Regions from separate parts of the Homo sapiens genome. Here region 1 is linked to region 2. Evidence: read pairs that join two places in POLR2A ChIA-PET (ENCODE). Cell type or tissue: Panc1. All regions are shown on one strand. Each heading gives the region's core, and the rest is flanking DNA. Links, peaks and the distances in the headings are about the cores only.

Region 1 (11,944 bases), core at 3,945-11,944, 160 kb before region 2:
CTCATGCCTCAGCCTCCTGAGTAGCTGGAATTACAGGCACCCACCACCACACCCAGCTAATTTTTGTATTTTTTTAGTAGAGTCGGGGTATCACCATATTGGCCAGGCTGGTCTCGAACTCCTGACGTCAAGTGATCCACCTACCTCGGCCTCCCAAAGTGCTGCGATTGTAGGCATGAGCCACGGCGCCCAGCCCAGCTTTTCTTCATAACTCTCAACTCTTTGCAGTCAGGCAGTTCTCAGAGCTAATTAGGGCATTTCATGTCACAGTATAAGTTTGGTATGTTTTTTCTATTGCTTAAGGAAAAGCAAGATAGTAACGTATAATACTTTTTGTCCAAAAGTGCAAGATATTTTGGTCTGTGAGTCTCATAGGAGCCCCTAGAAATAAATATAGTTTGCCTTTTAACTGTTAGAAACTGCAGCACTCTGAGTGTCCTATGCCCAAAGAATGGCCTTCTCTTGGTTGCGTCAACATAGCAGGCTTGCTTCTTTCTGCCTCACGGCTTTACATGTGCTGTTTCCCCAGCCTGAAACCCTGTCCCCTTGTTCTTGTCTTCCCATGGCTGCTGCTTCTCCTGCTTTTGGTGGTATCTGAAATGTCACCTCCTCAGTCTAAGGAAACTCCCCCACACTCACCCTGGTCTCTGTGGAGTGCTTTCTCACGGCTATAATGAGCATTTCATACAGTTTCATTTGTTTGCATTTTTATTGATCTGTTTGTTCCACTGGAACACTAAGGACCTTTTTGTCTTATCACCACACTTCCCAGTTCCTGGAAGTACCCAGAGTCTGTTCCATAAATATTGGCACCATCAATATTGGTCGAATGGCTTTTGAGTGAATAAACTGACAGCATTCCACTTAGATTTGGTATTTCAACTTTTTTGTCCCGGGTCTTCGGGTTTGTTTTGTTGTTGCTTAATATTAACAACATAAAAATATTTTTAAATTCTTTTCTTGGCAGTTATCTATGTCAAGCAGTAGCCGCATTGTGACCCATGACATCCCCATAAAGGTGATTCCTAGGAAATTGTGGAAGGACTTACAAGAACCGGTGGTCCCAGATCCTGATGTAGGTGATGCCTGCAGTCCTGCTGTACACCCCACATTAAATGGCATGACTTGAATTCTCTAGTTTTAGTTGTAGTCTTGCAGTATATTTTATTTTTAAAGGATACTTAACGAAAACATTAGATTATTTGCCTTTTGTTATTTACATAAAGCATCTTAAAAATGTTGCATATGATAGAAATGTCATGCCATCCTATATGTAGAAAATGTCTCGCTCAGTAACATCACTTAAAACACAAATGATACTTTTGGAGGACAATTAGTATTTATTAGTATTCTTGGCCTTAGACACCAATTTGGGTTTCACAGGACTTGATCTTTTCCTCAGCCGGTCAGGAGCGATATCTGGATGTGCACGAAAGCCAAGAAGAGAAGAATTTCATGGCTTAGGGCTAACATGGGGTAACGGTCATGCCGATGGTTAACCCTAGAGCTCCTGAAAGTAAAGATGATGCCAAAGGGCCCATTTCCTCTTGCTCACAATTTGTTTAAGAAGAAAGTACAGAAATATGCTGGGTAAAATAATTACTTGACTTTTACTAGATGGCACCTACACTGATTTTGAAAAAGCCTGTGTTTTATAGAGCACTCTTGGTAACAGTCTCAGATGTGATGCAGTGACTGTCTGCCATGTTTTTGTACAGAGCATGGAAAAGGCCCTTGAATCATAGGTGTAAATGTCCCTTAGAGGAGGGCCTCCTGCTGATTGCCTGAGTTATATTCCCCCTGGACCAATATAGGGGCATCTCAGCTGAAGTACCCTATTCCTTCTTGAGCCAAAAGAATGCCCACAGGGACATGGTTGCTGAGGTAACCAGAGGCAGGCATTCCATTCTTTAATTTTGCTTGAGCATCCTTGAGTTAGTGAAATAGAATTGGTTTTCTTTTTATATTTTTAAAAGAACTTTATTCAGAAAATTGTAAAATAGTATCCCATAGTTTTTGAGCATGCATGTGTTCTAGAGTTAGTTATGGGGCCCTTGTCATTACTAGAGTATATTAATATTTTTAATACTTGTGCTTTTTTCTCATTGGTTTTGTAGGTTAGTATTTATTTACCAGTCTTGAAGACTATGAAGAGTGTTGTGGAAAAAATGAAAAACATCAGCAATCACCTTGTAAGTCACAACTTCTTTAGAAAAGAACTCTGAAGTATTTGGTGGGACGGCGTGGGTTCTCCAGCTCACCCTGCAGCAGTCCATGCAGGTGGGCACCTCCTAACCGAGTTCCCACTTATGAGGACCTGGCCTGGTGCTGAGAACCTGCAGATTGCTAGTTGGATTTAGAAACCTATTCCAATACTTTTCAACTCTAATTCTTTGAGGAAAGCTTTTATATTTGCCTTTAATCTGCCTGTTTTTCCTCTTATATTTTGTATGAAACATTGTATCTTTCTTTTTTTTTTTTTTTTTTGAGACAGAGTCTCACTCTGTCGCCCAGGCTGGAGTGCAATGGCGCCATCTCACCTCACTGTAAGCTCCGCCTCCCGGGTTCATGCCATTCTCCCACCTCAGCCTCCCGAGTAGCTGGGACTACAGGCGCCTGCCACCATGCCTGGCTAATTTTTTGTTTCGTATTTTTAGTACAGACGGGGTTTCACCGTGTTAGCCAGGATGGTCTCGATCTCCTGACCTCGTGGTCCGCCCGCCTAGGCCTCCCAAAGTACTGGGATTACAGGCGTGAGCCACCGCGCCCGGCTGGAACATTGTATCTTTTACCTGCTAACGTGCCCGTATTTTTCTGTGAGTCACTGATATGACTGACAGTGAGTTTGGAGTTTCCTGTCTGCGTGCCAAGTGTCTTTCAGTGAGCCAGGGACAAAGATATGCCACACCATAGCAGCCTTTATTCCAAGCACACCTCACACCAAGCTAGGGGGCACTTTTATATTTCTGTTTATTTTCTGTTTATTTTGTGGAAGTCTCCTATGGCCACATGGCTCGAAATGTTACAGTGTGTGACAGTGGTGGGAAATGTGTAGGTTATCCTCATTCATACCTGGGGTTATTGTGAATTCTTCCTTCACTCACTGCCCCTCCCTCCTCCCCCTGCTCCCTCCTATCCTGCTCCAAAAAACACCCTTGGTTATGTCCCTGAATCTTCTAAAAACCACTGTCCACCTGATGAAGCATAAACTTTTGATCTTGACAGTGTACCAGGCCACCTTTATAGCCACATCTCTGTTGTATTGCCACACCCTCCCTGCAGAACGAGGCTGGGTTCTGGTATTCCCCCACAATGCCTCTTCTTTTTTGTTCAGTTTCTTTGCCATTTGACACATGGCTTCTTCTCTCCATCTCCCTGGAAGGCACTTAGCCATTCTCATGCTTCATCACAGACCTTTCCCCACCACCCCTCTGGAAGCTCCTCCATGGAGCTGAGCTGTCCAGTGTACATGGTAAATCACCTGCTAAGATCTCTGAAGGTCTCGTGAACCACCAGCTTCTTGATAAAGGAAACCCCATCTTAATCATCTTTGTGTCCCAGCTGCCCAGTGTGGGATTGCCACTCAGTAGGCAGCAATAAGTGTTGCATGGATCTGGAACAAAATTTAGCTTCAAGAGGTCTTTGAAATCACAAAAGTATTTTGAAGCCTAGAAAATGTACATTTGACTGTTTTTTTCTAGAGTTCTGCACACTAAGAGCAATGCTGTCATTGGACCTGGGTAACTCAAAGCTTTTCCTTCATAACTTAATCTATAAAATCTGTTTTCCATGAAGCAGTGTGCACTGTGCTGACGTTGGTGTCACCTGTGACTGCAGTGATGCTGATCCAGTTGTCAGGCTGGCTTCATCTGGGGATACCCTGGGGACTTCCAGAGAAATTCAGAGAGGCCCAGGAGAGAAAAGACAGGGCTGTTAATTGAAGGATGGCATTTGTTTGTTCTTTCTGTTCAATGAAAATGAGTCAGCAAGGTAGAGAGGTAGAAGGGTAGCTTAGAATCATCAGAGGTGTTTTGTTTTCTCTTTTTTGGAGTTTAAAAAAACATAGAAATATTGTGGAGAGGCTACTACGATCTGGAATTACTAAATGGAAAGTTATCAAGTTACTGTAGCAAAGTACATAATGAGGTCTTCCTGGGTATCCAGAATTCTGTATCTGAATATTACAGGCAGTAGAATTAAGGAAAATGGGTAGACTTAACACACTAAAAATGCCCACCTTCCCATTAGAGATGCCCAGTTACTTCCTTTCATTAAATGCGAGGTGTGACTGATGGGGTGGGTTGTATGTGACTCATGCAGGAGCAGAAAAAGAAGCAAGAACTGGAGGGAATTGACATCATGTTCTAAGACATTGCTTCTAAGTTCTACCATGCGTGTGAATCCCCTGGAATCTGGTTAAAGTGCAGGTTCTGATTTGGGAGGTCTGAGCTGGAGCCTGAGGCTCTGTTTCTGACCAGCTCCTGGGAGATGTCGATGCTGCCTGTCTTCAGACCACATCATGTAGCAGTACTTTGTGATGTGTGCCTGTATTACTCCGTTTTCACGCTGCTAAAAAGATATTACCTGAGACCAGGTAATTTATAAACAAAAGAGGTTTAATTGACTCACAGTCCTGTATAGCTGAGGAGGCCTCAGGAAACTTACAGTCATGACAGAAGGCAAAGGGGAAGCAAGGCACGTCTTAACATGGCAGCTGGAGAGAGAAGAACACAGGAAAAACTGCCATTTTTAAAACCATCAGATCTCATGAGAACTCCCTCACTATCAAGAGAACAGCATGGGAAAAGCTGCCCCCATGATCCAGTCACCTACCACCAGGCCCCTTCTCAGCACTTGGGGATTACAATTCGAGATGAGATTTGGGTGGGGTTGCTGAGCCAAAACAAACCACATCATTGCCATACTATATTGTACTTCAAATGTTATCTGAGAAACGGCTCTGCAGGGTCACCTAATGATAGAAACCAGAGTCTATGTTTAGGAGTCATGATATGGAAGAGGGGAGTCATTGGAGCCACATACCTGGGTTCAGCTCCAGGCTGCGCTGTGCAGTGAGTACCCTAGTGCTGGATACTACCCCAAATGGGGATAACAGTGCAGCTATGACAGGGGCTTCGTCAGTTTTTAAAAATTTAGAGATAATTTTTACTAGGTGCCCAGTATAGTCAGCATTCTATAAACAATAGTTGACTATTTTAAGGAAATCATTGAAAGATCTTACCCTGATACTTAAGAAATCAAGTGTGTTGTTGTGTATAATATCCCAAATAACTGAATCTTAAAATAGACATGAGTGACCAGTGTTCAGAGAATTAGTTGTTTGTTAGTTTCTTCAGTAAGTATTGACTTAAGGCCACCATGTGCTAGGCACCAGGTGTTAATGGTTAGGAGGGAGTTGGAATCTAATGTTCTGTTACTGAGATTCTTAGGAATTTGAAGAAAACACAAGAGAACATTTAAGCCTGAAGTGCATCTAGGCCCATTGCAAGTTGCATTTTTAAATAAGTATTTATTTATTTATATCTAAAACCATTGCTTTTCAAAACAATGGGAATTTACAGATCTTGGGTGTGTGGTTGTTTGGAACAAATGAGCTAAGGTCATGTGTTAGCCTTAGCCCCACTAAGCAGTCTAGCATATTCACAAAGATTGTTTTATATATTTTATTTCAGTCAACTATTGTTCCAGATTGTAGGAAAACGGGTTAGGAAATATAACAATATATTTTTTTGGATTAATGAAAGAAAAGGGTTGAAAATGAGTATTTCTCATTCAAAGTAGATTATACAACAGGTAAGTTTGGGGCACTATTTTTCTATTAATGTGAAAAGCTCAGAAATAAGAGCTCACCCAAATTAGAAAAACTTTGTTTCTGGAATGAAAACTATTCAGAGTTCACCAATTTTAAGGAATAAGAACAAGGAACACTAAATTGTATTCAGTAAACATGAACACTGATACAGAGCCGTGCAGACAGAGTGCCTTCTCTGTTTTCTTTCTGTGACACTGTGAGGATGGAATGGCCCTAAATAAGACCAGTTGCTAGGTGGCACTTTTCTAGTACTAGATGGCAAAATGCTATCCAGCAGACTACACACTGGCTTTCCAGAGACCTCCTAGGCTTTAACATTGGGCAGATATCAACATCAAAAAGAGAAATAACAGGTACTGGTTCTTTTAGGAGGAAATTTCATTGTAGGTGCGGGAGTGGACCAGGATAGGTTAGCAAAACCTCAAACCATACTGTGGCATATGCTTCACTTCTAGGTTCCATCCAATTAAAAGAACTGATTGGTTGTTGGGGTGGGTAGAGGAGCTTCAAAGGAAAGGAGTCCCTTGTGACCTGTGGAGACAGTCCCCGGGCAGCAAGAGCAGGAGTAGAAGAGGGGTGCCCGATGGTATATGAGGGGATGGCAGAAGTCTGGTAGCCTGGGCGTGTGGAGTTTGGCTCAGCCATCCTCAGTCCTGGTAACCCAACAGCAGCCCCAGACCCTTCTGGATTTGGACATTTCATTTTCCAACATGTGAGTTTATTTTCTAAATAAATGGCTATGTTCTCATGAGATTCTGAAGGCCTTATAGTCATATTAAATGTGTGTTTATGACAAATGGTTGATTTATATTTTATAAAAATAAGACACTGATTTCCACATTCTTCTCATTTTCCCCCTTCCTGTTTTGTAATGGTTATATTATGTCTACATCATCAGAGCATAAAATTTTATTACTACACGTTATTCTGTCCTCTTCATTCCTGTTGTTTAGTTTTGGTTCTAAAGGTCAAAATAAGGCTCACACTGTTTATGCTGTAACTTCTCCAATGATTTTTTTGGTTATTAAAAGCCTATTCTCTAGCATATCACTCAAGAAGGACTCACAGGAATAGGATTTCATTGGTTATCATGTGTTTATAATGTCAGTTTGGCTCACTGCACTGCATTGTCTGCTGGTGTATATTATTGCTATCAAAAAGAATGACTCCATTCTGATTTTGTTTCACAGCTTGGATTTATTCATTTGAAAGTGGGGACTAAATACCCTGGGGATTTTTCCCATTTTTCTTTCAATCCAATTGTCTTGACCATCCGGGGTCAGTTTTCCCAGGTGTGTGGTGTGTCCTTTCAATATGTGGGCCGAACTCTTCATTCACTTCAGGAAAGTTTTGAGCTGTAGTTGATAGCATTTCTTTTCCAGTGCTTTGTTTTTCTTCTGGGACTCAGAGGGCTTGGATCTTCTCCACTGTCTTTATTATTTTCTGTCAGATCCTTTTAACTCTTTGTTTCTGTTTGGTAAATTTTATCTTTCTCCTTTCCATCCCAGTTTCTCTTACTATTCTCTCTGTGGTGCCTATTTGCTCTAGTCTTCCTTCTAAACTAGTTTCTGTTTCTGAAATTTTTCCTTATGTTTCTAATTACTTCCTGTGCTGTCAGCTGTGTTTTATGTGCGTGCTCTCTGGTCATCTCATGTCTGAGCTTCCCTAATTCTGATTTATGTTGTTGTGTCATAGCGTCTATTATTGTTCATTTCTCTTTTTTTTTTTTTTTTTTTTTTGAGACAGAGTCTCGCTCTTTCACCCAGGCTGGAGTGCAGTGGCGCAATCTCGGCTCACTGCAAGTTCCGCCTCCCGGGTTCATGCCATTCTCCTGCCTCAGCCTCCCGAGTAGCTGGGACTACAGGCGCCCGCCACCACGCCCGGCTAATTTTTTGTATTTTTAGTAGAGACGGGGTTTCACCGTGTTAGCCAGGATGGTCTTGATCTCCTGACCTCGTGATCCGCCCGCCTCGGCCTCCCAAAGTGCTGGGATTACAAGCGAGAGCCACCGCGCCCGGCTGGTTTTTCTGGTTCTTTTAGGAGGAAGTTTCATTGTAGGAGTGAAAGTGGACCAAAATAGTTTTCTAATTTAATGACTCTAGAATTCTCTATTCTTTGTAACCACAAAATATTAAAACATGCATCCTCACCACATCCCCAGGACTTTCTGAGATCTGTCCCTCTTTTTCCTTCATTTAAAGTTTCATTCCCTTTTTTTTGCCCAAGGTGCCCATTCTGCTTAGTTGAGGCTCTTACTTCCCGTGGTTCCTTCTCAGTGCAGGACTCTCTCCTGCTGTGAGGGAGTTCTCATCAGCTCCACCCAGCCCTCCCTAGAGCCCTGCCCTTGTGCTGCTGTAGTCTCCTGGCAAGTCCTCTCGGAGTTCCACCTGTTTTCACATCTTCACTGAGTTCTTCATTCCGGGAGGCAGGCAGGGGGACTTCCCCTTTGAGATTTTTGGGAGATTTCTGAGTTCTTGGCTCTTGGGCCTTATCTTCTCACTTTCCCTGATAGCACGGGGGTCTCAGTGTGCTCTGAGGTGTTTTGAGGTTTTGTAGGGTACTTTGTCATCTGGTTGTGTGAAAGCTGTTGCCCATGGAGTTTTTTTCCTTTTGGCTTCCTTTTCTAAGACTATGTAAAATACTCAATTTGCAGGTTATTGAAGCAAACCTAGATGGAGAATTGAATTTGAAAATAGAAACTGAATTAGTATGTGTTACAACTCATTTTAAAGATCTTGGAAATCCTCCATTAGGTAAGTTTTCTAGTGGGTTATATTTTGCTTTGGATAAGTTAATTGTTTCAGATAACCTACCTGTTGAGGTCTCTTCATGTAAAAAGGTTGAAATTCAGTTGACTTTGTTTCATGCTTGGGTGAAGAACAAAGGAATTGAGACTGGACTATGTATCCCTGTGGTGTAGTGGGGCAGTTAGCCACCAGGGGGAGAAGCTGTGCCACCAAGTAGCTGACAGATCTGTGCAGGGTCTCCATCCTCTGTAGAATTCGGATCAAGTTACATAACCTCCAAGATCCCTTCCAGCTATTCAATTCCTGTCCTACTCCTAAAGATTTCTATTTCTCACCTGGCATGGATTCAGAAAGGTAGATACATTTGTTCTTATATTCTCCTCCTTCAGTTACTTCCATATGTATGAAATTAGTGTAGCAGATGCAAAACTGTTTCACTTGATCACATTTCTTATCTCATACAAGGTAATAAGGGACGATAGAGTCAGTTCAGCAAGTGGGGAGAGAGGGGACGGTTGGACAGTTTGGTGAGTTATAAGCCAAGAGGGGGTTAGAATCATGGCTGGAAAGTGGCAGCTGCACAGTAGCAGGGGCTGCCTGAGCAGGAAAGCAGGTAAAGGACCAGGGGAGAAACACCTGGGGATGATGAGAAAATCATTTTATGATACATAAGTGTGCCAGAACCAATAAAATCGGCCCTAGTCACATTTAAGTTACTACGAGTCTGCTTGAATATAAACACAGATTTTAGCATAGAGTTGGAAGGAATTTTTACTTTCTAGTTAAGAGCATCCTGCTCCAGCAGAGTGAAATCCATACGGTTATGCCTTTGATAATATTGTGTAAAGCGATTCATTCTGATGTCACTCATTTTGTTTCTTTTAATAAACATAAGGTGGGACTTATCTTTGGTACTTTCTCAGAGGTAGAAAGGATGTTTTCTTTTTTTTTTTAATTCCACTCCAGAATGACAGGCCTTGTATTAGTTAATGTATATATTTTCACTCTTAAAATACATAGTAAGTACAAATAAATAAAATTTTCTTTGACCTGAAGAGGGAGATTGAGTTATATTTCAAGTCCCCTGTAAATAAAGATGCCTTGGAAATTATCATAGTATTTTAAATAGTTAGGACCTAATGCTTAATGAATGACAACATTTACAAGTTGCAATATTTCTTCAGGATGCTAAAATCAGTGCTAAAGTGAATCATTTATTTAAGTAAAATGCATTGAGTATCTCCAGGTTTCCTGTTACGTGGGAAGATGTTGTATTTAAATGCATTCCTATCATTTTAGCCTCTGAAAGCACCCATGAGGACAGAAACGTGGAACACATGGCTGAAGTGCACATAGATATTAGGAAGCTCCTACAGTTTCTTGCTGGACAACAAGTAAATCCCACAAAGGCCTTATGCAGTGAGTGTGCTTCTCTGTTTTGTTTTTCATATTCTTTCATATTCTAAATACTGCAGTCAACTCTAGTCTAACAGATTGCATATAGTCTCATAAATCCAAAAAAAAAAAAAAAAGCTCAATTATGTGGACTTTAACTTCCTAGAACAGTGGGGTTTTTTAAATTTTCCTAGATTCAGAAGTACCTAAGGTGGCAGCAGAGAAACAACCCCTGGGCACTCTGTTAGGGCCTGAAACCTGCAGCCACACTGGTTGGTAGGTGGGTTGTGTGCTGCCTCAGTTGGCCAGCACACCTGGAGATGCCATCGGGAGAATGGGTGCAGATCATCCCACCTTCTCCATGGTCATCTAATTTGACCTGCTCAGAGTGCCAGACACGGTTTGGCTTGGATTTAAGTTTTCCCTTGTGATGTCTTGTTTCCTTTCTGTGGCTATGCTGGCCTGCATTCGCTGCCCCATATCTGTCCCTTGGCTGCTGGTTGTTAACAGTTGCCTCTTGATTCTGGCTGGGCCCCATCTTGTGAGGTCACACACCTGCTCCAGCACTCTTCATCTACTGACCACACATGAGAAAGGCATTACCTGCCAAGAGCTTTTCAAGGCATTTTTGTCACCTTACTACTGAAATCACAGCAACCTAAAAGCGACTGCATCCTGGATTTGAAGTTCCACGTTTTGTAGCATAGCTCCCAGGCTGAGCTGAGAGGGAGGTTGAGCCAACACTGCACCTCATCCCCTTCAGATCTGCAGTGTGCTGTAGAGAAGGAACAGAAGATTCTAGGTGGCAATGTCAAGGACCAGCCCTTTTGAATGAGAGACATGAAGAGAATCAGAAGAGACCATGGGAGGGGCAATGGGTGTTTGGGAATTGGGGAAGGTGTCACACAGTTGGAGTGATGGGCACAGAAGGAGATATCGCCAGAGAAGCAGCTCTGAGGGTAGAGATGGAGAAGCTAGACTAGGCCAGATCATGGGGAGTTTTGGGGTGAGGTACCTGTGCTGCATTTTAAGGAACTTTGACATGGACGATGTCATATTTCTAGGGCTGAGCATAGTGGGAGCTGTGTGGCAGTGCAGGGTCCTTAAAGGTGCTTCTGAGAACCTCGATGTGCATGGAGATCGCCTGAAGGTCATGTAAAGGGACTCCTTATTCATAGTTTGGGCTGGGCCTCATGGCTGCACTTCTCCCAAGCTCCTGTACAATGCCCAGACCCTTGGTCCTGACAAGCACAGTGTGAATGGTGAGAGAGTGAAATACCCCTCCTGTCTGCAGAGTGTGGAAACACAGGGTGTGGGGGGCCCCTGCGCTGCACAACATCAGTCTTTGAACTTGGTATTTTGGGGACTTTCTGAATCCAAGGCTGTTGAGGAACATGGAAGAGTTCTTATCAAAGGTGGTTGACTAAGCCAAGTGTCTTCCCAACATTCACTTTGGTGTCTCCACGTGTAGCAGAGAAAGGAAGACCAGCAAATTGTGATGTAGCAAAAATTTTTTTTAAAACACCGTGGGTTGAACTTCTCATACCTTCTTAACTTCCCAAAGCCCCTTTTCTGTCTCTGTTAGTCTCCTTCAGGTGTCGGCTCAATTGTCCCCTCCTCTAGCTAGGTCCTGCCACCCTCAGTCTCTGCCTCTCCTGTGCCCTTGCACCACCTCTCCTAAAGAATGTTTGTCTCCTGCTTGTCCTTTCTGGTCCTTTCCCCAACCTCCCATCTCCTGGGATTGGCCTCTCTGCAGCCTGCTCACACATGGTTTCTTGTCACTCACTCATATCTGCTGGAGAGCTTTCCTCGGCTGCTGTGCTGCAGCTCCCCGAGCTCTCGGTGGTTGTCACACTGTGTGCTCCTGCCCACCCTCATGTGCTCTTTACTTCCCTGCTTGGTTGCATGCCTGATGCCTTGGATTTTAGCCATCACCCATGGCCCTCACGGGATTGGCAGGACCGTTGAG
Region 2 (16,841 bases), core at 4,847-12,846:
TGGGTGGCCTGAGAAACATCGCTGACTGGTGGGACTGGAGTCTGACCACACTTCTGGATGGCCTGTACCCGGGAGGCACCCCGTCAGCCCGTGTGCCGGGGGCTCAGGTGAGCTTTCCGTCTCCTCTTCATAGGAGATCATCTCAGAAAAGCTATCTTGCAGTGGGTGAAACAGTCACTAATGCTGAACTGCAGCACTGCATAGGTTCTTGAATGACCATGCAGGTGTAAGGCCGGTGGCTCTCCAGTGGGTCCCAGCAGAGCATCCTGTTCCTTTCCTGCCAGAACCCATTGGCCCCATCCCATTACACCCTGCTGAGCTGCACGGGATTCTCCAGATTCCTGTGCTTCCCAGGCCTGAGATAGACACAAGGGCTATGGCAGAGCCTCAGGAGCCCTCAGGCTGATGGGGTGGGAGGTCAGGAAATGGAAGATTCTAGTTCCGTGTGCAAAATACCCTGACAAGGAAACACAAGAACCACCCCAAAACAGAGGAAGTGCAAGGAAGCTTCCAGAAAGAGGTGAGGTTGATCCCAAGTTCGGAAGAAAAAGTTAATATGCATTTTGCATAATCCCATTCCTTGCTCAGCTTTTATTTTCAACCCCTTTCCCATGTTTAAAAATGAAATATCCTGGGCGCGGTGGCTCACACCTGTAATCCCAGCACTTTGGGAAGCTGAGGCAGGTGGATCACGAGGTCAGGAGTTCGAGACCAGCCTGGCCAACATGGGGAAACCCTGTCTCTACTAAAAATACAAAAGTTAGCTGTGTGTGGTGGCGCGTGCCTATAATCCCAGCTACTTGCAAGGCTGAGGCAGAATTGCTTGAACCTGAGAGGTGGAGGTTGAAGTGAGCCAAGATCATGCCACTGCACTCCAGACTAAAAATACAAAAATTAGCCGCGCGTGGTGGCACATGCCTGTAATCCTAGCTACTTGGGAGGCTGAGGCAGGAGAATTGCTTGAACCCGGTGGGTGGAGATTGCAGTGAGCTCAGGTCACACCACTGCACTCCAGCCTGGGCAACAGAGCTATTCTCTGTCTTTAAATTTAAAAAAGAGAAATATATTTGTCCATATTCCTTGAGCAGTTTATTTATAATTTTATTTTGTTGTATTCTATATAGTCTCTTGGGTTGATGACACTGGAGAAACTTTCAAAAAAGATAAAAGAGAGCATTCTCATGTGACGAAAGTTACGAACACCATTTGAACGTTAACCCTTTTCCAGGACAAGTCTGGGGAGGTTGTTGCTGCCTTCTTAGAATGTTGGTTGTATCCCTAAAATGGTATTGGAAGGAAAATAAAACTCTGACCTCTATGGTAGCAGGTGGAGTTACCCAGAGCCCCACGCCTTTTGAGCACGCTTGATGAGGAGGTTTGAAGTCCACAGCACACCCAGTCCTCATCATCTTTTTTCTCCTTTCAGCCTGGAGCTCTTGGAGGAAAATGCTACCTAATAGGCAGTTCCGTAATTAGGCAGCTAAAAGTTTTTCCTAGGCATTTATGCAAGGTAAGATGTTCCTTTTCCTTTTGCTTCCAAGAATAAATGGAATTAGAGAAGTCTAGGCAACATTGGGGCAGGACCCTGGCAGATCATTTGAACTTCTCTGTGAGTTCAGTGGTAATTGGAATTGTCAGTGCCGGGGCTGGGGAGAGGGCGAGCCTCGCCCTTCCTTCCTTCCCCTTTATGAACACTTTCCCAAAGCCTCTTTCTTCCTTGACGTTCTGCTGCAGGTTTCTTCAATTCACTCTTTGGCCTTAGAGACTGGCATTCTAGGCAAAACTAGGATTTTTAATCAAACAATCTAAAAATAGAATATTCACATATCTTTTTCTAATGGGGAGGGTATGCCCTGAGACAGGCATTTTACCTGGCATCTCATGATGGGGAAGTCTTCAAGTGGTCTAAGCCTTAGAACCATACACAGCTCAGATGCCAACCTTCTGTGGGTAGAACCTTGATCCTGTAGCTTGAGCTAGAGTCTGTAGACCACGAAACAGGCTGCAGAACGATCCTATGAGGAGAGAAGGGTGCCATGTTGCAGGACAGAGCAGGTGTTCACATGTGGCCAGGCCTGGAGACCCCGGATTGCAGGGTAGCCTTGGGAATAGTATCTGTGTCTTCTGACTGCTGGTTTGTTCTGCAGCCTCCCAGGCCATTTTCAGCACTCATCGAAGACTCTATTCCTACATGTAGTCCCGAAGTTGGAGGCCCTGAGAACCCCTACCTGATAGACCCAGAGAACCAAAACGTGACCCTGAATGGTCCTGGGGGCTGTGGGACAAGGGAGGACTGTGTGCTCAGCCTGGGCAGAACAAGGTCAGTGAGATTCGAAGGGCCGGGGCTCATCCTGCCTGCCACCGCCACTCCAGCTCTGGTGCCTGCTGGACGCAGCGCATCTGCAGCAGGTGCAGCCTCCTGACAGGCCTGCGAGGTCAGCGCACCACTGCCAGGGGCTCCAGCCAGACTTGTCATTGTTGTGAATGATAGAAGCATCACACAGGCTCAGGCCTCCACGTGGGAGAGCACAGAGCAAACGTTCTTTCAAAAAGTGGTTGCTAGAACATCTGTAGCTCATGGAATATAAGGAGCATTTGTTGCATGCTGACCTTGTGCCAAGCTGGGTGTTTACTGTCTCATTTAATCCTCACCTAGCTCTGTGGAATAGGCCCTGTGCTACTTTTCCCATGTCCTGAGGGTGAGGGGTGGAGGTTCAAGTGCGTAACAAGCACGACCCCATGTTGCAGCTAGGTCTGAGGTCAGGCCGCCTGCCCCATCCAGCCAGTCACACTGTTGTCCACAGCCACCCGTGGCTCCCCAAGCAGCATGCACCTCACACTGGGTTGGAGCTGTGCTGACCCAGTGGTAACACGGATGGTCTTAGAGCAACGGGGAGGTCTAGACAGTTACAATAATGTGAGCCTTTGAGTAATACTCTTTAAAAAGGAAATGATTTAATTGTTACTAAATACGAGTTAGTATTTAGTAACTGCCTTCTCCCAGCTTGTTTGTTCCAAACAGTGGGGTCTCTAGAAAAAAAAAGAACAATGAATATTCTAGAGTCCCTGGGGAGAGAGAGTGGACATCTCTGCCTCACATGGGTTGGGGTGGGAAATGGAGGCCTCCGTTCTCCAGGTCCCTCCTGCCTGAGGGTCCCCTGGGCTGCTGCAGGGAAGAGGGTGGGGCAAGGAGAGAGGACAGAGGGCTATTGATGAGGTCTCTTAGATACAGAGGGCCATCTGTCCTGCCCCTTGAAGCCCAGGCACTGTGTGTCCTTGCAAAGTCTAGCATAGGGTGTTCCCAGCATGGGACCTGCAGCTGGGAGCCTCAGTAGACTTCTGTGCCTTTCTCCCTGCCCTGCCCTACCCCAGTGTGTGCTGTTTTACAGGACTGAAGCCCACACAGCCCTGTCCCGACTCAGGGCCAGCATGTGGATTGACCGCAGCACCAGGGCTGTGTCTGTGCACTTCACTCTCTATAACCCTCCAACCCAACTCTTCACCAGCGTGTCCCTGAGAGTGGAGATCCTCCCTACGGGGAGTCTCGTCCCCTCATCCCTGGTGGAGTCATTCAGCATCTTCCGCAGCGACTCAGCCCTGCAGTACCACCTCATGCTTCCCCAGGTGAGCTGACCTGCCTCTTGGGCCTCCTGGAGGTGCACAGGAAGATGGGGCTTCACCTGGGCTGGGCTTCTCCACCAGACAGGACTAGTTCCCTACCCATTCACCTGCCCCTCCGGTCACACTCTTTGTCACATCCCCTTCTTGCAGCAAGCATCACACTAAGGGTTGGGGCATGAGACGAAGAAGACCCCCAGTGGGGAAACCAATCTTCACATGTGTGGCAAGGGCAAATATAGAGCTGTCTTGAGGTACCAAATTCATCACGGGGGAATTGGGCCTGATGTTTAGATCCCCCCAGGGATTTAGCTCAGGCTGCTGTAACAGAATAGCCTACACTGGGTGCTTTAAAAAGAGACATTTATGGCCAGGCGCGGTGGCTTATGCCTGTAATCTCAGCACTTTGGGAGGCCGAGGTGGGCGGATCACAAGGTCAGGAGTTCAACACCGGCCTGGCCAACATGGTGAAAACCCATCTCTACTGAAAAAATACAAAAATTAGCCGGGCATGGTGGCATGCACCTGTAATCCCAACTACTTGGGAGGCTGAAGGCGGGAGAATTTCTTGAACCTGGGAGGCGGAGGTTGCAGTGAGCTGAGATTGCGCCACTGCACTCCAGCCTGGGCAACAGAGCAAGACTCCGTCTAAAAAAAAAAAAAAAAAAGAAGGAGACATTTACTTCCCACACTCCCAGAGGCTGGAATTCCATGATCAAGATCAAGCCTGGTGAGGTTCTGGCGAGGTCTCTAGTCCTGGGAGATGGCCGCCTTCTCACGGTGTGCTCACAGAACCTCTTCTTTGTGGGTATACACAGGGAAAGAGAGCAAGAGAGAGCTGTCTAGAGTCTCTTTGTGTAAGGACACTAATCCTATAGGACCAGAGCCCCAGTTAACCTTGATTACTTCCTTAGGAGCCCCATCCCCACATATATCCACACTAGGAGTTAGGGCTTCCACCTGTGAATTCAAGGGAACACAAATCTTCAGTCCACAGTACCCAGGGTCTTGGTGAGATGGAATATGTCCACATAGCTTCACTGAACAATCCAAAACACCAGAAGTCACTCTGAGTTATTCCTTGGGAACTTTCCTGATTTTCTGCCTGTAGTTGACTTTTCTGCTATGAAGAACTAAGTCCTGCTGACTCTTCAGGTCAAGGTTACTTTGCTTTAGCAGTGAAGAGAGGGGAGTCCCAAGAGGTTTTAGACTCTAGGGACTGTTCAGTGACCCGGTAAAGGCTGAGATTTGTGTAGAGCTCAGCTCGCGCTGGTGTGGGCGCAATGGAGGGTGGGAGCATGGGCCACTGGTCAGGGTCTGCCTGGGGGAGACACATAAAGTACTTACCTTGGGCATCAAATTTAAGGGGCACCACAAATACTTGGTAATCAAGGTGAACAGTATTCTGGTGCAATATTTATAAACATCAGAATTCATATCAAAAAATCATATTGGACAAAATATGGAAATTGTAAGCAATGGCAGGATCAGTTTTCCTGATAGTTTCTTTGCCTCAGGCTCCAATAAGGCTCAGCACAGCACTGCTGTTAAACACCTTGCAGCACCCAAAAGTGAACCCTGCTTTGATTATGTGTGTAGCTCCTTACAGCGGGCCAATGGGACACAATGCACATAACTCCAACAGAGGACAGAGAAGATGCATAAAGCCCTGCTGATGTGCTTCAGTTCCTTGCAAATCCATAACTAAATTTGAGTTTGGGTTAGTGATTAAAGGCATGAATCAACAGGTAACTCACCACTGGAGAGAGAATCACATAGAGAACTTTAAGAAAGTGCTTATAAGGGAGCTTTAGAAGACTTTACTTGGCTGAGAAAACTAGTATATATATGTATATATAGTTCATATGTTATCTATTTCACATGTACACAGAAACTCACTCTTTTGAGCAGTGCCAAGGAAGGACTGGAGGATCAGCATGGAGGTCGGGAGGCCTGGTGGCCGTAGATGCCCATACTCCGTGCTTTCCCTGAGTGCAGAGACCATCTTGGGTTCTAACCCCTGGCATGGAGTTTCTGTGAGTGCTTGACTTGTGGAGAGGCACCAAACACCCCAAGTGCCTACTGAAGAGCAAGTTTAGGATTAAACCTCTGCAGAACAGGAAATGGGCTTGCATCCTAGCTACTCAAAGGTGATTGGCAGGGGAGCTGGTCACATGTTTAGACCTTCAAAAAACAATTTATCAGCATTCCTATTGATCTTGTTTGTTTACATTCTCTCCACCAGCTGGTCTTCCTGGCACTCAGCCTGATCCACCTCTGTGTTCAACTCTACCGTATGATGGACAAGGGCGTCCTCAGCTACTGGCGAAAGCCAAGGAACTGGCTGGAGGTAGCCTCTCTTGTGTCATTTTCTTTTGAAAAATAACAATAAACTGTTTATATCTTGAAAAAATAATTTAAATAAGAAATTGATTATGCACTAGCTACTGCCAACATTATTGCAGTTTTCTCCCTCTGTAGTGTTAATCTCAAAACAGCATTTGAGATCAGGTATCATTTAGTGTTGTTACAGTTACCGTCATGTACCACACGAATTTCAGCCAAGGTGGTGGTCCCATAAGATCTTATGGTGCTAAGAAATTTCTGTCACCTAATGACATCTTGATTCTGACCTTGTATGTAGGCCTAGGCTAAATATGTCTGTTTGTATCTTAGCTTTTAATAAAGAAGTTTAAAAATAAAAAATTAAAACAAAATTTTTAAAAATAGAAAAAACTTTTGGAATTAGGATATAAGGAAAATATTTTTTGTACAGCTGTACAGTGCATTTGTGTTTTAAGCTGTGTTATCATAGAGTCAAAAAGTTTAAAAAAATTAAAAGATTTTTAAGTAAAAGGGTTACAGTAAGCTAAGGTTAATTTATTACTGAAGAAAGAAAAACGTGTTTACAAATTTAGTGTAGCCTAAGTGTGCAGCATTTATAAAGTCTACATTAGCGTACAGTAATGCTCTAGGGCTTCACATTCACTCACCACTCACTCAGTGCCTCACCCAGAGCCACTTCTGGTCCTGCAAGTGCCATTCATCGTAAGTGCTGATACAGGTGGATCATTTTTTACCTTTTGTACTGTATTTTTACTGTATCTTTTCGATGCTTAGATATAGTTAGATACACCAGCACTTACCATTGTGTATGATTGCCTCAGTATTCAGTACAGGAACACGCTGCACAGGGTTGTAGCCTGGGAACAATAGGCTGTCTCATATAGCCTAGGTGTGTGGGACTGTCTATGTTTGCATAAGTGCACCCTATAATGTTCCCCCAAGGACAAAATCACCCAGCGATGCATTTCTCAGAAGGCATCCCTGTAGTTAAGTGACTCATGACTGTAACTTACAAACGCGTGTCACATGGGGTGCCAGGTAAGCCCTTCCTCAGGAGCCATCTGAGGGCCTTTCTCTTGGATGTTCCAGCTCTCCGTGGTTGGAGTGAGCCTCACCTACTATGCAGTTTCCGGCCACCTTGTTACTCTTGCTGGAGATGTCACTAACCAGTTTCACAGAGGACTTTGCCGAGCATTTATGGACCTCACCCTTATGGCATCATGGAATCAGGTACACGGTGTGCTCAGGGCCATGCAGATAGAGGCCATGCACTGTGATGCCATCCAAAAGGCAGAGGTCACACAAACTCTAGAAGGTGCGAGACAACAGATTTGTTTGATATCGAGAGATGATGCTCTGAGCTGGCAGATGGGAGTGGCCAGGACAGTGAAGGGCCTGAAGAGCTTGAGACATGCTTTGAACACTGGGGTATGTGGATTCTGCGTGGAGCAGAACTCAAGAGCCTGGAATTCCCCCAGTGCCTCCAGGGGACGCTAAGGGGCACAGGAAGCAGGTGTTGATGCAGCATGGAGGAAGGAGGCTAGCGCTGACTTGCTTAGACACACCATTTTCTCTCTTCATTCTGGCGACAGTCATAAATGCAGGCAGTATTAGCCACTCTGCAAGTGAAGACACCAAAGCTCACAGAGTATCAGGTCCCTCAATAGAGAGAAGTCTGGTTTCAAAGTCCCTGTACCTCCTTCCCCTAGGCAGCCCTTCCTGCAGGGAATGGTTCCCCACAGGGATGGGGGCTCCTACCAGGAGGACCAGGCAAATGTGCACAGATGGGCCTGGACGAGCCCTGGGGAGGGGGCTGATGAGATGGGGCAGGATCCCCCCACAACAGCATGGGACGCTGCCTTCCTGTGGTGGTGGAAGATGAGCCCACATACTCTGCCTCCTTGCCCTGCTGCCCTCAGATCTAGCCCCTCCCTAACCCCCTTGTCCTCCTTTTCCCATCTAGAGGGTGGTCAGGGCCCCAGGGCCACCCCCAGGGCTGGGTGAGTCCTATAGCAACCTAGAGAACAAGGGCCAGTTCCCCTCCATCTTCAGGCCCCTTCTCCCCAGGTCCATTCATCTGCCCCACAACCTCCCTCTCACCCCTTGGCTCCTGTCCGCTGTGTAAGGAGAACCAGGCAGGATGAGGCTCGTTTCCTCTACACTTCTGCTTCCTCCACCAGTGCCCCAGTCCCTGCCTCTTTGTTGGAGATCATTTTGTTGCAAGCAAGAGAAACTCCCTAGGCTAGAGGAAAGAAACAGGTTCTAAAGGAGCCCAAGCAGAAGATTTGGCTTTTCTCCTGAAGTGAAAGAATACATGAATCTGATGAGACAGAACACTCGCACAAGCAAGGCAAAGCAACTGTCACTCACAGATTGGCAGGGACAGCAGAAGCCTGGGCTGCATGGTGAGCCAGTGCCCCCACCTCAGGAAAGCTGACCAGGGTGGACAGAGTCCCGTCTGTGTGTGTCCCGACAGAGTCCCGTCTGTGTGTGTCCCGACAGAATCCTGTCTGTGTGTGTCCCGCTTGCACCAGTTCAGAGAGCCTGGAAAGCTGCCTGCCCTGAAGTTTCATAAGCTGGGGGAACATAACATGCTGTGCTAAAGTGTTAGAGGGCATCCTCTTCTTGGAGGAACATGACCAGAGCCCACGCTCTTCCATGTAGTTCCTCCTTATCTCCGGATATTGCATTCCTAGCACATTCAACAGTTATTGTGAGAACTATAAGCAATAAAAGGGGAAGAGCTGGGCTGGCCAAGGCCAACCAGGGACCTGTTCTGCAGGCACTTATCAGCATCTAATGAAATCTGCATTAAGCAATTATTTGGTTTACTGTCTTCCCCCACAAGGCTGGAAACTGCAGAATAGAGAATGTATCTATTTTGTTCACTACTGCTCCCCTGGTACCAATATTAGGGCCCGATGAGGACTGGCTGCTTAATTTATTGGCATCTCTCTCTGGGACAGACAGCAGGCTTCCTGGTCTACCTTTTATAGTATAGCTCTGCTAGTCAACCCGCTTCCTACTATTTGAGTTCTGGCTTACCCATGTAACTGTAGTCTTGCATGGTCCTGTGGGCTACAATGCCGACATGCCTGACACTCCCTTGCCTGTGCTTAAAGGCCCACAGATAGCGGCCAGCTTTCTGTCTCTCAGTGCACAGCTTACAAGAGCATCTGATTAGTCACTGATTGGCCAGCAGGTGTGGGCCTCAGGAATAGGGGGCAGAGTGAATGTAGGATGTTCTTTTCACCTGATGCGGACAGGGGAGGTTTTCTAGAAGCATGACTAGGGCAAACATGAATCTGGTCTACATACTGACCTGGTGACTTGCAGTAAATAGCCTCCTCCTGACTTCTGACCTTGGGAAGTGAGTTCATCCTTATATCCCTTTTCCCCACTGATGTCCTATCTTTCTCATTATGTTCCCTGCCCCTGCCAGAAAAACTTACCTGGGGAGAGCCCCTCTTCCCTGGGGATCCTTTCTAGGGCAGATGCCAATTTCCAATTCCTCAATTAGCTTCTGAGAAGAGCTGACATGTATTGAGGTTAGCTCCTGCCAGGCACTGCATAAATTCTATATAATCACGTGTATGTTGAGCTATCCAACCATCTAATGAAACAGGTACTAGTATGCCACCCATCTAGACCGAGGCTCTGAAAGGTTAAGCAACTGGCTCAAGGTCACTCACATTGATATAGGAGCTGCACTGGAATTGGCCTCTGGTCTTGGGGTCCTGGGTAACTGCATTCCTAAGCACAGAACTATAATGCAATGGAACGGCCCTCCAAGGACATGGTCCACATTGTCCTGACCCAGGAGTGCTCAAGGCAGGAACCTGTATCTCACACCATTCAGCTCTGTTGCTGTGTTGCTGTGTGTTCAGGGCCAGCTTTTCAGAAATGTGCAGTGTAGACCATGTTTGTCTTCTGAGGTGCCCTCATGTACCCGTCTCTGTTCTGGCACCTTGGCCTCTGCCCACACTACGGCTTTCCCTCCTAATTCCACTTCTGTGGGCACCTGTTGTGCTGTTTGTCAAATTATTCTCTGTAGAGACAGTTAGAGGAATTTAGCTCTAACTTCAATGTAGGCTGCATCCCAGGTGCAGGAAGAACGAGTCATCTTCAAGATAAACACAAATGACTTTCTAATGATGGAATTTAACACCCAGGATTAAAGAACTATGATTTGAGTGTGTGAAAATGAAAATGCACAGGCTTTAGAATCAGCAGACCTAAAACTCACTCCCAGCTCCTCTTTGACCATGTGCCATTGGGCAAGTTTCTTAACTTTCTTCAAGTCTTAATAAGGTAGAACTATGATACATACCTTGGGGGTTTTGCTAGGATTTGAATGTGTGTGTGTGTGTGTGTGTGTGTGTGTGTGTGTATTTGTACAGGCACATTCAAACATATCCTTGGAACAGCTTGGCACCTAGCAGATGTTCCATAAATGAAAGTCATAATAATGGCAATTACTCAGAAGGCTTTATGGCATCCCTCAATCAGATGGAGGCAAGAAAGCGGCCCTTCCACTCTGTCCACAGGAGGTTTATAGCCGTGTTGTCCAATAGTCACCACTAGCCACACATGGCTATTGAGAACTTCAAATGTGGCTAGTCCAAACTGAGATGTGCTGTGAGTGTAAAATACTCACTGGACTTCATAAACTTAGTATGAAAATTAAAAATGTGCTGGGCGTGGTGGCTCACGCCTATAATCCTAGCATTTTGGGAGGCCAAGGCTGACAGATTGCCTGAGTTCAGAAGTTCAAGACCAGCCTGAGCAACATGGTGAAATGCTGTCTCTATTAAAATGCAAAAAAAATAAAAATAATAATAATAGCCACTATGGTGGCATGTGCCTGTAGCCCCAGCTACTCGGTAGGCTGAGACAGGAGAATTGCTTGAACTCACCAGGAGGCGGAGGTTGCAGTGAGCCGAGATCCTGCCACTCAAGCCTGGGTAACAGATTGAGACTCTCTCTCAAAAAAAAAAAAAAAAAAAATTAAAAATGTAAAATATCTCAATAATTTTTATGTTGGTTACATATTGACATGATGCTATTTTTTATGATTTTACATGTACTATTTTAAACAAAATATATTATAAAACAAATTTACTCTGTTTAATTATACTTTTTAAAACATGGCTACTAGAAAATTCTACCCATAGCTTGCATTGCATTTTTCTTGGCCGGTGCTGGCTAAAGCCCCATTCATCCCCCATTCAACCATGTGCGGCCCTGCCTGCTCTGAAGGGAACCCGAGGGGTGACAGCCACTCACAGCTTCTCTAGGTTTTGGTTGTCAGAAGTCATTGTTGACTTTGTCCCAATTACTGAGGAAATAAAACAAACAGAAAACCTTGATTCATTGCCCATATAGATTTTAAACCATCCAGCTGTCATTTCTTTTCTCTTGGGCTTATAATTTTGGTGAGAGCATATGAGATCATACACCCAAAAGTACTTTCCCCATAAGCCCCTGGTAGGGAGGGGAGAAGGGAGCAGCCTTCCTAGAGGCCTTGTGAATGTGGACGAGTCCATAAGGCTGTTTGCCCCTGGGTCTGCCATGCCCCCCAGTTGTACTATGTTTGTCTGTTCACACTGTTTATCTGAGCCGTAGACTCTAGAGATATAAAGTGGAGTGCCTCCCGTATTTGCAAGGATTACGTTTTTAAAAACCTACTTGGAAAGTGTTGGTGCCCTATTCTGTACATGTATCTGGGGGAAAGGAAATAAGCATGCACTAAATACTTCTTTGAGTCCCCTCTGTGGTGATGATTTTCTTATAGCCCAGTAGACTGAGGCGCAGACAGGGAGAACAGACGTGGGGTGGACAGAGTCCCATCTGTGTGTGCCTGCTAGACCTGCTCCATCCTGGTGTTCAAAGAAATGGCCAGGCCAGAATTCAGAGCAGGTCTTCTCAAAATGCGTTACGATTTGTATTTACCCCTAGTTCCAACTCATTCTCCTCTGCAGACATCTGCACTTGATGTCCCTCGGAGACTCATGGGTCTATATAACATCATCAAATCCAATGAACTCTTTATGCATGACTGACAGCTGTGAATATGTCTGCACCTTTCAGTGACTGGCATGGCACACTGACTGTTATGTTCTTCTGTCTCAGAGGGCTCGATGGCTCCGGGGAATCCTCTTATTCCTCTTCACATTAAAATGCGTCTATCTTCCTGGCATTCAAAACACAATGGCATCCTGCTCCTCCATGATGCGCCACTCACTCCCCAGCATCTTTGTAGCAGGGGTAAGAACTCTCCCCTTTATCAGGTGATTTCCCTTGTAAACCATTGATCTGTGTACTCGTCAGCCTTTCTCAAGGGAAAAACAAACTGCTCTCAAGGTTAAACACCGTCTAGAATTCCAGTCTTCTAATCCCTTACAGTGTGGTTTTAGATAACTGATATCAATAGTTACATAGTAAGTTATGGTCATGACAACAATAACCATGATTTAGGAAACACTTGCTCTGTACTATACCTTACAACAGCATGTTATTATTACTAATATAAGTAGTTATTATCACCTACTGAGCTTTCTCTAAGTGCCAGGAATGGCACTTTGGGCCTCTCATAGATTACTTCGTTTAACTATCACAACCAAGCTATGGACAGGCACAGTTCTTCTTAGAAGATTCTCAGGATTTCCTGTCTCAAACAACAGGGCACAGCCAAGTCTTCATCCAGGGCTAGCCCTGAAGTCTGGTCTGGAGGGTGAAGCTCCGAATCAACAGGTACAGAGTACAGCTTGGAGCCCTGATGAAGTTCCTGGGGTGCTGTTGATTCCGATCTGGTCCCAGCAGAGAAAGAGCTTTCTCCAACCTGACAGGCCCTAGTACAGCAAAGAATTGCAATCAGGGCTGAGGGAAAGTCTAGGCCAAGTGCCCTGAGTTAGGAGGCTCTGGCTGTCAGGATCCAAGCCACACAGGACACCAAGCACAGGTCTCCTGCTCCAGGGAAGGGGTTCTGCAAGCCCTATTCACCTTACACTGGAGGAACATGCTGAGCAAACCAGGGCAGAGAGAACGAACCTGAGAGTCAGAGAGAGCAGCATTTGAACCTGGCTGTCCCACACTCCAGCTCACTGTTGCGAGCACCAGCCATTTGCCCAACCTCTGCCTCCAGAAAAAGCATTAACGACATTTGCCCCGAAGGTTACTACTGGCCTTTGAGATTATATGCATGTAGAATTTATGGAGTGATTAAACTAGTCATTATTAAGACCATTTAGCAACATGCAAAACTGCTTTTTTTTTTTTTTTTTTTGAGATAGAGTCTCGCTCTGTCACCCAGGCTGGAGGGCAGTGGTGCAATCTCGGCTCACTGCAAAGCTCCGCCTCCCGGGTTCATGCCATTCTTCTGCCTCAGCCTCCCGAGTAGCTGGGACTACAGGCACACACCACCATGTGTGGCTAATTTTTTGTATTTTTAGTAGAGACGGTGTTTCACCGTGTTAGCCAGGATGGTCTCGATCTCCTGACCTCGTGATCCGCCCGCCTCGGCCTCCCAAAGTGCTGGGATTACAGGCATGAGCCACCACGCCCAGCCAAAAATGCTTTTATGTAAGGAAAAAAAAGCCCAGAATATAAATAATTTGTGTCCAAATTAAGTAGCAGAATTCTAACTGTGCAGCAAGTATAGATGCATAGGCATCAAGGGGAGACCGGGAGACCACACAGCTCAATTTGTCCAGTTGTAGACTCATAGATTGTGCTTTCTTTCTTCTGAGTTCCACTGATGTCTGATTTCACTTATGGAGTAAGTAATACTAAAACGAGTCCTAGTGCATTTGTAGGGAAGTCTTTGGGTACCTGTCCAGGCTTGTACATGAATCCAGCAAGCACCCACACAGAATGCAGCCCATGACTATAGCTGCAGCTAGGTAGGGCCTCTCTGTAGGCCCGTCCACAGTCTACACACACAGCCCCATGTGGACCTATGGGACGACCGCCTGATGGTCTGACATCCAGGCTGAAAAAATACTTGTCAGCACCAGGGCTGGTTGGAGCAGATGGAGTGAGAAGCATGAACGGAGCCAGTGATACAACCCCTCAGATCCCAGGCCAAGTTCCCAGTCTGTTACGACAACCAGGACCATGAAACTTAACCTGAACCAAATCTACATCAAAATTGGAAAGCCTTCCTGATGCTTCCTAAGTGATTTATTTTACTAAGCTCTGGCCAGGTGCGGGGGACATAAAGATCATGAGGGAGCTGCCCCCTCATGGCAACCATGGCTTCCTAAGGGGGCCAAAGGCCAGGGGAGCAGGCCGCTTGTCACCATAGGCAGAGGAGGCAGCTGAGGAGAGGAGAGGGCACTGGCAGGAAGAGCCCTTGAAAGGGAGGAGGGAGACCAGCCACAGTGTGGGAGGCTGGTGGGGTGGGAGGAGGGAGGCCTGGGAGATGGGTGAGAGGGTGACATACGCCTTTTGGGTTCAAAACCAGGGATGACATGATTGATCCACACTCCCAAAACTGCCCCTCCAAGTTTGTCTCTATTTTCAACATTTGGAAGTTGAGTCTTCCACTCCTAAGAAGAGGTGACAAGGTCAGTGCTCTCTGGATTTTCTTTCTGCAGCTGGTGGGGGCACTGATGCTGGCCGCCCTCTCCCACCTGCACCGATTTCTGCTCTCTATGTGGGTTCTACCACCTGGCACCTTCACAGACGCCTTCCCCGGGCTGCTGTTTCATTTTCCCAGAAGAAGCCAAAAAGACTGCCTCCTTGGCCTTTCCAAGTCTGACCAGCGGGCCATGGCTTGTTACTTTGGGATCCTTTTAATAGTCTCTGCCACACTGTGTTTTGGAATGGTAAGTAAACACATCCCCAACTTTCAAGTTATGGTTTGTAAAAGTTTCATTTGCTGTTGGGGTGAAACTCTGGTCCATGTGGACAGGGCCAGGCAACACAGGCCAGATCTCATGGTAATGAATCCCTGCCGTCCAGCTCACCTGCCCTGGGAGGTCAGGTCCGTCAAACACAGTTGGTTTGACTCTCCCTTACTCTAGAATAGTCCAGCACGAGAGCAGCCACCCCAGGGTGCCACTTCCTCCAGGAAGCTTCCCTGGCCCCCCTCACTCTGCACTGAATCACATCATTTCTTACTGTGAACTTCATCTGCAATCTCACACTGCCTCAGGGGTATCTGTTGCCTTTTCTCAGTCTTTCCATCTTATCAGAGTTGCACTCCCATCAGCCACCTCCACTGGACGTGTTCTCCAGGCTAGCGGCTGAAGGAGGAATGGCTCCCTGTTTCACGCCCTCCTACTGACCTGCCACTGGCAAATCTAGTCATGTCATACATGGCTTAAACTCCTTCAGTGGAAGAAGAGTCTCCCCCATGGTCTTGTCCTATTGCCTGGACTTGGGGTCAACAGATTTAGCAAATAAAACTGGAACCCAGTTACAGTTAAGTTTCAGTAAACAATGGAAAAGTTTTCAGTATTAGTAAGCCCCCTGCAGCAGTTCAGACATATTTATGTTAAAAGTTATTTGTTGTTGACCTGAAATTAAAATGTTACTGAGTGTCTTATATTTTACCCCTCCCTGCCGAGGCTCCGACCTGCTCTGCCCAGCCAGACCCAGGATTGCTATGCCCACATCACAAGGGTGGGACTCATCACTTCTATTTCCAGAAGGCCCTACAGGTGTTCCTATGGAAGGCTCAGGGTTGGGACCCCTGCTCTGTGCTTGACTAAGCCTATAGGCATGCTGTCCACACTTACTGAACATGCCTTCCCTCGGATCCCTCCACTGTGACTCGTTCAGCGTTAAGTTCTAAGACAGGGTCAATGTGGTGTTCCCTCTAGAAGCTCTCCCAGCACCGATTCTCCCCTGGACCCCCAAAGGCTCTGAGCATGCCTCCTCATTGCACCCATTGTCTTGTGCTATTGGTTTTTGTCTGCTTTTGAACTCTAGCCACATTCCTAGCAGGCATATTGGTGTGCCTGCCTTCTAGGGTAGTAGTTCCTGACACATTGTAGAGCCCACTGCAAGTTCAGTAAATTTAATATTCAAGCTTTGTAAGTGGATAAAAATTCTCTGCAGTCCTTAAAAGTCTACTGGTATTCTAGTTTAGTAGCTAGAGGGAAACTAAAAGTGATTGCTCATGTTCACACCTTGACAACACTCAGGCCCGAGTCCTTTGCTTTTATCAATGATCCTAGCTCCCTACTCTTGCTCATCCATGAATGCATAAATCCATCGATCACCCATCCACACACCTACTCACCAAACTAGTTACCTGTCCACCTATCCACCCACCCATCCATCCATCAATCCACTCATTTGTTCATTCATGCACTCACTCATTCAACAAAAAACTAAAGAATGCCCATTATATTCAGGCAATGGCGAAACAAAGATAATAACTGCTTCCTGCCTCAGGGAGCTCACAGTCCATAGGGGAAGACTGGCATATACAAATAATTGTGGCAATTTTTATATTTTGAATACAGTTTTTAAATTGGATATGTGATTTGTAAATCTGTAGCTTCTCCTTTTATTCTCTTAACAGCATCTCTACAGAGCAGAAGTTGTAAATTTTGATAAAGGCCAGTTTTTCAATGTTTTCTTTTATGGATTTTGCTGTTGGTGTCCTGGCTCAAATGAATTGCCAAACCCAAGGTCACATATTTTCTCCTATTATTTTCTTCTAGAATTTTTTTTGTTTCTTTGTTTTTGGTTTTTTTGTTTTTTTTTTTTGAGACAGAGTCTCACTCTGTCGCCCAGGCTGGAGTGCAGTGGCGTGATCTCAGATCACTGCAACCTCTGTCTCCCAGGTTCAAGTGATTCTCCTGCCTCAGTCTCCTGAGTAGCTGGGATTACAGGCGTGTGCCACCACACCCAGCTAATTTTGT

The links. ChIA-PET counts read pairs that join two places held together with the same protein. Peaks named below come from ENCODE experiments on the same cell type or tissue, not always from the same donor. Only the 100,000 strongest peaks of a DNase experiment are listed, where the experiment ranks them.
Region 1: POLR2A ChIA-PET joins it to region 2 with 7 read pairs; 2 of 35 experiments call an interaction of 5 or more read pairs at or near these places.

The regions. Positions count from the first base shown.
Region 1 is chr7:47,965,861-47,977,804 of GRCh38, reverse strand. HUS1 (HUS1 checkpoint clamp component) reads left to right here. Exons shown (of 8, transcript NM_004507.4): 4 at 968-1,075; 5 at 2,118-2,192; 6 at 8,487-8,586; 7 at 9,880-9,999. Among named protein-coding and RNA genes, the nearest start is that of HUS1, 7.8 kb to the left of the region's middle. RefSeq lists a silencer at 8,619-8,913. In Panc1, for the core only: a CTCF peak has its summit at 8,775 (motif pointing right); a DNase peak (open chromatin) is centred at 8,765; H3K27ac peaks cover 1,594 bases.
Region 2 is chr7:47,798,600-47,815,440 of GRCh38, reverse strand. It overlaps PKD1L1 (polycystin 1 like 1, transient receptor potential channel interacting), which reads left to right. Exons shown (of 57, transcript NM_138295.5): 47 at 1-107; 48 at 1,427-1,510; 49 at 2,148-2,320; 50 at 3,390-3,624; 51 at 5,864-5,968; 52 at 7,054-7,194; 53 at 12,097-12,231; 54 at 14,562-14,792. It overlaps PKD1L1-AS1 (PKD1L1 antisense RNA 1), which reads right to left. Exons shown (of 4, transcript NR_161269.1): 2 at 1,872-2,015. Among named protein-coding and RNA genes, the nearest start is that of PKD1L1-AS1, 12 kb to the right of the region's middle. In Panc1, for the core only: no CTCF peak of the experiment used is centred there; no DNase peak of the experiment used is centred there; H3K27ac peaks cover 8,000 bases.